2 separate regions of the Homo sapiens genome follow, and region 1 is linked to region 2. The links are chromatin contacts, found by Hi-C or POLR2A ChIA-PET in ENCODE. All regions are on one chromosome and are shown on one strand. The core of a region is the stretch at or near the end of the contact, and the rest is flanking DNA. Distances in the headings are between cores, read along the strand shown. Region 1 holds the start of KLHL25 (kelch like family member 25). Region 2 has its middle 21 kb from the start of WDR73.

Evidence for each region. A loop is a pair of places that touch in the nucleus more often than their neighbours do. ChIA-PET counts read pairs that join two places held with the same protein, here RNA polymerase II (POLR2A). Pooled maps may share reads with other maps.
Region 1: a pooled map shows a loop between it and region 2 (5-fold over the local background). The contact joins the promoter of KLHL25 here to the enhancer-like site in region 2. A Hi-C loop is called at or near these places in 6 of 50 pooled maps. POLR2A ChIA-PET finds 5 or more read pairs at or near these places in 2 of 52 experiments (activated T-cell and activated naive CD4-positive, alpha-beta T cell).

Annotation. Positions count from the first base shown.
Region 1 is chr15:85,793,302-85,796,954 of GRCh38, reverse strand. KLHL25 (kelch like family member 25) reads left to right here and starts at 2,030. Exons shown (of 3, transcript NM_022480.4): 1 at 2,030-2,189. RefSeq lists silencers at 1,840-1,909, 2,060-2,359.
Region 2 is chr15:84,631,779-84,635,555 of GRCh38, reverse strand. It overlaps the pseudogene SCAND2P and the pseudogene EGLN1P1. Among named protein-coding and RNA genes, the nearest start is that of WDR73, 21 kb to the left of the region's middle. RefSeq lists silencers at 1,269-1,348, 1,819-2,168 and an enhancer at 3,663-3,712. Within about 2 kb of position 1,420, at least 6 of the 41 ENCODE cell types and tissues checked have a DNase peak (open chromatin) inside an H3K27ac peak, as active enhancers do.

The DNA of each region.
Region 1 (3,653 bases), core at 781-3,280, 1.2 Mb before region 2:
CACTCTAGTGCTAGAAAATCGGCAGGATAAAACTACAAATGTGATCTCTGTCATTTCCTTAATGAAGTAATTACTTTGATGCTAATGTGTTGGAGCTGGTTCCTTCCGGTGGGTTGGTGGTCTCGCTGACTTCAGGAATGAAGCTGCGGACCTTCACGGTGAGTGTTACAGCTCTTAGAGGTGGCGTGAACCCAAAGAGTGAGCAGCAGAAAAATTTACCGTGGAGAGCGAAAGAACAAAGCCCCCACAGCGCCAAAGGGGACCCAAGTGGGTTGCTGCTCCTGGCTGGGGGGCGGCCAGCTTTTATTAGCTTATTTGTCCAGGCCCATGTGCTGCTGATTGGTCCATTTTACAGAGTGCTGATTGGTCCGTTTTACAAACCTCTAGCTAGCCACAGAGTGCTGATTGGTGCATTTCTACAGAGCACTAATTGGTACATTTTACAAACCTCTAGCTAGATACAGAGCGCTGATTGGTGCATTTTACAATCCTCTTGTAAGACAGAAAAGTTCTCCAAGTCCCCACTGGACCCAGAAAGTCCAGCTGGCTTCACCTCTCACTACCTTTTCTCTTCAGAAGGCACCTTAACAGTGCACTTGGCAAGCTTCTTACCTCTGGCCAATATTGTTCATAAATATCAGAACCCTGGTGCCTTAGATGTCTGCAGATCTGGGCCAAATGGAAGCACAAATCTGTACTGAGCACTTACTACATGCCAGGCCTATTCCATATGTTATCTTAATCTTTCCCATACCCCTGCAAGAAAGGTTTTAGAATCCTCTTCACCAGTAAGAACCAGACACCAGAGAGTCTGAGCCATCTGCTTCAGTCCTACCCAGCTCTTGAGGGGCAGGGCGGGGCTTCAAACCCAGAACATCAAGCTGTTTCCCAAAAATGCCTTCCCTGGTGGTATCTTCTCATCATCTCCCAGTCTTTTAACCCTGGCATATCTGTCCTGTCTAAGCAGCTTTCTACCCAGGGGCTCTATTTCCCAGGTTCCACTAGTCACAATCCTATCCCCTCTCCCAAATCTTTGTACACTTTCTTAGACCTTCCTTGCACCTCCCACCTCCACCTCCGTCAGGGTGACCTCTGCTTCCTGGGAATTTCCCCGCCCCAGGCTTGGCTCTTTCGTTCTTATCACTTTCTATGCTTTACCTTTTGTATCCTTAAGCAACCTACTTGAATTATCGATTTTCATTGGGAGGGAGAAAAGAGAGGACATTTATTGCGCACTCATTTGTCTGGGAATTTGTCTCCTTTAATCCCCCAAATAATCCGATGAGGAGTTTTTATCTGCCGCTTTACGGATGAGATTGGACACACACAGTAAGCTGAAGTAGTAGTCAGGAGGGAAAAGGACGAAGAATCACAAACCGTTCTCCCCCTCCAAGATGAGTGCATGGTGTGGGCGTCCAGGAAACGTTCCTGGAAGAAATTATTGGATGGATGGATGAATGAATGAATGAACGAACATTTAAAGGCTGGCTTACGAAAGGAGTTTAGTGAGAAATGACACAGAGAGGAGAGCTGAAATACTCCAAAAAATACAGATTTCAAGTACAGGTGGGGTTTGGAGGCTGCAGAAAGTCCCAAACATTCAAACAAGCCCAGAGTGAAAGACAGGGTTTCATTAACACTCGGGCAACTACTAGTGTGGCTCTGAAGAGTCTAAAGAGATCTACAACACTTGTGACCCGAACACAAAAGAGGCATATGCAATCTACAGTGCTCCCTCTGGAAAGCTCTAGAACACCGTCGCGTTTTGTTCCCAAACTTGGGCGGCGGGGTTGGGCAGGCGCCTGTCTCTTTAAGAATCTGGTCGAAGTCCTTTTCCTCGCCCCGCCCCGCCCCCGGTCCCCCCCCCTCCCCGCCCCCGGCCCCCCACCCCCCGGTGCCGGCGCGGCCTGGGGCCCACCCCCTTCTTTTCTGCGGCTGCACTGAAGGGTTCGGCTGCCCATCCGTCACAGAGGCGATGCCTCTGATTGGCTGCTGCTCTTCGGGCCGGGAGGCGGGGCGGGAAGGCCGGAGAAACTAGTTTGTTGGCGGCGCCTAGGCTGTATCGCAGCGAGAGCGTTTTTGCCTGTGGAGAGCCGGCCGACGGGAGCCGCGGCGGAGCCTGTTGAGCTCGCGCGGGCTGCCGGGAGTGGTCTCTGAGGCGGCGGCGGCGGCGGGGATCGTCTCCGGCAGTGAGTATCCAGGCCGGGCGGGGACGCCGTGCTCTGGCCGCAGCACCCGCGCCCCCGCTCCCTGCGCTGGGGACTCACCACCCCGGGCCGGGCCGGGACCAAGCGCTCGGAGCCCCCGCGGGACTACGTGTCCCGGGAGGGGGCCCCGCGGCTGGGGCCGGGGCCCTGGGACAATGGTGGGGAGCGGCGGCCGGCCGGCACCCCGCGGCTCCGCGAGGGAATTCGCCGAGAGCTCTGCGCGAGGGAATGAATTGTTTGGCAAATGGATGTTGCGCGCGGGAGCCGCTACTCTTTCCCCAGGGAGTGGTTGATTCATTGAGTCCGCAGACTCTTTTTTTTAAAAAATTACTATTGATCCTGGAAAGAGAGACTGCTTGTCTTTGAGGACGCGAGCGGCGATGCCCCGCGCCTTGGACGCCCAGGCCGGATGGCTGCCTGCCTGGCGCAGAGCGAGGGCCCGGGGTTCACAAGGGGAGGGTTTGCGCGGGCCTGGCCGCGGAGCCCCGAGCCGTTCACGTTCCGCCTGCCAGGGTCCCTCGTTTCGGTTTGCAGAACTGTCCAGCGGCAGAGAAAGGTCGCACTCAAAGGCACACCCACCTGTCCACCTGGGTGGCGGCCAGACTGGCAGGTCCAGAGCAAGCCCTCTAGCCTGACTCTAATTACCACACTTGCCCTGGCTCCGAGACACACCGCGCGATGTTACGCCCCCACTCCCCCTGTCTCTTTCGTAGTTGCTTTAGAAGCTTTTCTCTTGGGGGATTGTGCCCGGGAGATACCAGATACTTTTTTTGTGTTGCTGCTCTAAGCCCCCAAAGTGCATTCCCATTGTCTTTGAACAAAGAAACATCTCTCTAGAGGCCTGACCCAACGAACTGTGGGTGAGGGGGCGGACCCAGGCCCCTGCAGATTTAATCTGGACGCTCTTGGGTCCTGCTGGATCCCGGTGAATTTGACCTTGGGGAAGGCGGGCTGGACTTTGACTCTCCTCGGTAGTCAGGGCAGAGAATGCCAGGTGTCTGGACCATTTGGTTCCACTCTATCGGCCCAATAGAGAGAGGAAGGGAAGGAAGTTAGCAGTAGCACCAGGAGAGGAGGCAGGATTCCACGGTCTGTATCCTGGACCAGATTCCAGTGACCGTTATGGGGCCAAGCCCTCTGGGACCCTGGGTCCCAGTCTCCCCATTCATAGGAGGAACTGATGCTCAGTGTGCTGATCTGAGCTGTGAGGATTCCTGGCATGTTGGTGAAGGCTTGCGTGGGGGTCTGGGGAAGAGTAGGACACAAAGTCTACCCCACCTCAGGGTCCATTTGGTGTCCCAAGACCGGAGGCTCTTGGGTCCACAAGCTGTGCCTGTGAAGGTTGACGTAGTCAGTCTTTTTCCGGCCTGGCAGCTATTTCAGTTTTGAGTCATTTGTCAGGCAGTGACTCCAGGGTGGTTGATAAAAGGGAGGTAGAAATGGAAG
Region 2 (3,777 bases), core at 171-2,670:
CATGGTGGTATGTGCCTGTAGTCCCAGCTAGTTGTGAGGCTGAGGCGGGAGGATTGCTTGAACCTGGGAGACAGTGGGGTTGCAGTGAGCTGAGAATGCACCACTGCACTCCAGCCTGGGTAACAGAGCAAGACTCAAAAAAAAAAAAAAAATTAAACTCTTCTTATTGTGTCTTTTTCCTTGTAAGACATTAACTAAAAGTTACTGGTAGTAAATGGTGACTGTTTTACAATTGGGTTTCATTATTGACAATATCAAAAAAAAGCAGCAATCTTTAAGAGTTCAAATTAGTGTAAGATAGGAAGGACTGCAAAACAATCTGATTTTTCAGTTGTAATTAAAGTGCTCCTTTTCTTATTTTAAGTAAAATAAAATTAATCAGTCACTGGCAACAATCATTATTAAGAGGTCTTTTAGGGCAAAATTTAATAGTATGAAGAGGTTTACAAAAATAGATTGACGTTATTTTGAGAAATACTGTAATTTTTTCTCAATTCAGTTTTGATAAATTGTACCTAATCATAGAAAAATTATTCCAATTCAAACTTGACATATATTAAAAAAGTAGAGATGAAATTAACTCAGCTACGTAACAGATCTGGCAAAATATAAGAATGAAAAAAATTCTACACAGGGCACTTATTTCATATCCAGAGGTAAAAACATTTTCTATTAGTAGCTTATCTTCTTCCTGTAAGCAATCACAGATTCTAAGTTGATCATGCGGTACAAAGTCACAGCAGTCAGAATCTTCTGTTTGATGCAACACACAAAGTTGTTTGTTTCCTTACTAAAATGCGAACTGGTTGTCTATTTTTCTTTATCCCATTTATTCGTATTCACAAATTAACAAATAGCGTCAACAATTATTGTAGGTGAAGTGGGGTATTGCTGGATCAAAGGCTCTATAAGACGTCTTTACTGACTGAATCTGAAGGTTTATTGAGTTCAATCCTCACACCTTTTTCACCTGTTAGATATTTTACTTTAGCTCGTGCTCTCTCATCTGCATCAAATACCAAACAGTTATTGCGTACTTTGTAGCATATGCTGGTTGTACTTCATGAGGGTTGCGATGGTCAGACCAGAAAAACAGCAGTCTATCAAATTTGGGTTCAATGTCAGCAAACTAGGCTTTACCTTCTAGAAAAATTCGAAGTATACCTCCACTTACCTTGGCATCCCGTTCTTTAACGTAATGTAATACATTTCACACGTCTTCCGTCTCCATTTGGATTATCAACATGACGTACATAACCCGTTCCATTGACCGGATAACAAGCAGCCATGGCTTTTGTCCGGCCCGGGGACGCGCGAGGCGGGGACGCGGCCGCCGCGGGGTCGGCCGCGGACTTGGCCTTTGCCTTGGCTGCGTCCCCGGAGGCGCTGTCCCGGCGCCTCGCTGCCTTCCTGGCCTCCAGGGCCCGGTCCCTGGACGGCGGCGCTGCAGCGGGCGGCGCGGGGCCGGAGTCCTGGTGAGGGCCCCCTCCGTGGCCGAGGGCGCCCTCGCTGCCCTGGCACACGAGCTTGTGCTTCTTCCAGTCCTGGCGCTGGCGCTCCTTGCAGCAGAAGGAGCTGCGGCTGCAGCGCAGCAGGTTCTCCATCTTCCCGCACAGCTCGCAGTACTGCCGGTCTCGCTCGCTCGAGCTCGGCTCGCCGGGCCCGCAGCTGTCATTGGCCATGGCGACCGCAGCTGAGCAGGAGGGGTGCGGCCGGACGGCCTCGCCCGAGGCTGGGGAGCGGAGAGAGAGATAGGGGCCGTCACTGCGCCATGCACCCGCTACCCTTGACTCAAGGAGGCTGGCACCCAGGGCCCTCGGCCGGGTCGCTTCCGAGTCCTAGGCTCCGGCGCAGCGCAGGCGGCCGCCTCAGCGCCTAATCGCCGCCGTGGGCTGAGAGAACGCGGCCTGTGCGGCGAACGGCAACCCGGGCTCGGGCGCGCGAGCCTGCGGAGCGCAAGACCGGCCCCCTCGGCTGCCGCCACCGCCTCAGCGTCCCGGGCGGCCCGGCCCAGGCTGCGGAGGAGCGCAGGGTAAGCGGGTGCCGCTCGCTCTGCGCATTCTGCACGTACACCACGGTACGGCGGCGACCCGGCCGTGCGGCGCGCGTGGGCCCACACTGCGATTTCTTATCACTCTTGCGGACGGGCTAGAGTTCGTTCTATTTTGGGGCTGTGCTTCAACTGTTCCTCTGGTTCTGCTGTGAACTTCACCATTGCCTGGAACAGACAGATTCTGTCTGTGCTTGCTTCGGATGGATGTTTAGAGAACTCAGTACTGATCCTGAGGGCTCCTTCTTTGAGAGCACATCCTGTCCCTCTTCAAGGACTGGAAGTGGTCAAAATTCTGTAGGGACTAAAACTTAAACATCCCAAACATAAAAAAGCAGAGGAAAGGTTGGGTGCAGTGGCTCACGCCTGTAATCCCAACACTTTGGGAGGCCGAGGTGGGTGGATCACAAGGTCAGGAGTTCGAGGCCAGCCTGGCCAATATGGTGAAACCCAGTCTCTACTAAAAATACAAAAATTAGCCGGGCGTGGTGGTGGGCGCCTGTAGTCCCAGCTACTAGGGAGGCTGAGGCAGGAGACTCGCTTGAACCCGGTTGGCGGAGGTTGCAATGACCCGAGATGGCACCACTGCACTCCAGCCTGGGTGACAGAGCGAGACTCCCTTTCCAAAAAAAAAAAAAAAAAAAAAAAAGCAGAGGAAAAAGCCAGTCTTATGCAAAAGCCTGCAACAGCAGTAAAGACGGCAGACATGTGGAAGGCTTTATGGAGATAAGGCCATGGACCACTGCATCCTGGCCACCCAGCTCTCTGGGGACTGCTCCTACCTGCCTTGCCAAACCCTAGGCAAAAAGACATAGGATAATTCAGGTGTTTTGCAATAGGCTCAATAATGTCGACAAAGACCACCGAAGCCGCTTGCCTCTGGCTGGCTGCTACAGAGTGAGAGCTGTTCTCCAAAAAGACATCCCTGTCACATGTGCTCCTCCCTGATCACAGTGAGGCTCATACCATTTTAAGCAATTTTCTTATTTAATGGCAGGGACGGACACTCAGAGCAGCCAATGTTGTGCATTCTCTGAAGAGTCAGCCTGAACTTGGAAGGAAAGTTGCAGATACCATGACCACGAAATAAGCAAATTCCAGTTTAACATCAATAGTGAAGTATGCCCACACTGCTAGTAACCCAAGGCAGCTCTGTCTCTCACATACCTCTATTTTAACTGTTCGGAACTATGTTTTTATAGCTCACCTCCAGCCTCTGTCTTCCAGGTTCTTTCTGCAAGTCTTCCACCAGGGCCACTGCCTCCTCTCCACTCTCCGGATGCTGCTGTCTGACCCAGATCTGGATCTCCTGGAGAAGGACAGTCGGGAACTGTTCTAGGACCAGCAACTCCAGGATCTGCTCTTTTGTACACTTCTCTGGCCTTAGCCACTGACAACAGAGCTTCTGGAGCTGGAGGAGGGCCTCTCGGGGTCGTGATGCTTCTTGGTAACGGAAATGCCAAAAGCTCTGGCAGGATGTCTCTGGTCCAGGGTAATTCCCTTGAAGGGAAATTTCCTGCTCCCAGTGGGAATCTTCTTCCAGTTTAACTATTTGGAGATCTTGTACTGAAGGAGTCTGGATTTGTTGGTCCACAGCTACAGCCATTGTTCAGGTCAGAGAAGAGCTTTGCAACCGCACTCTAAAGCTCAAACCTCTTCATCACCTCACTGGGAAGCCATCTTAGAACTTCCACTTAGGAGTCACTAAGTGGAACTTCTCTTGAAAT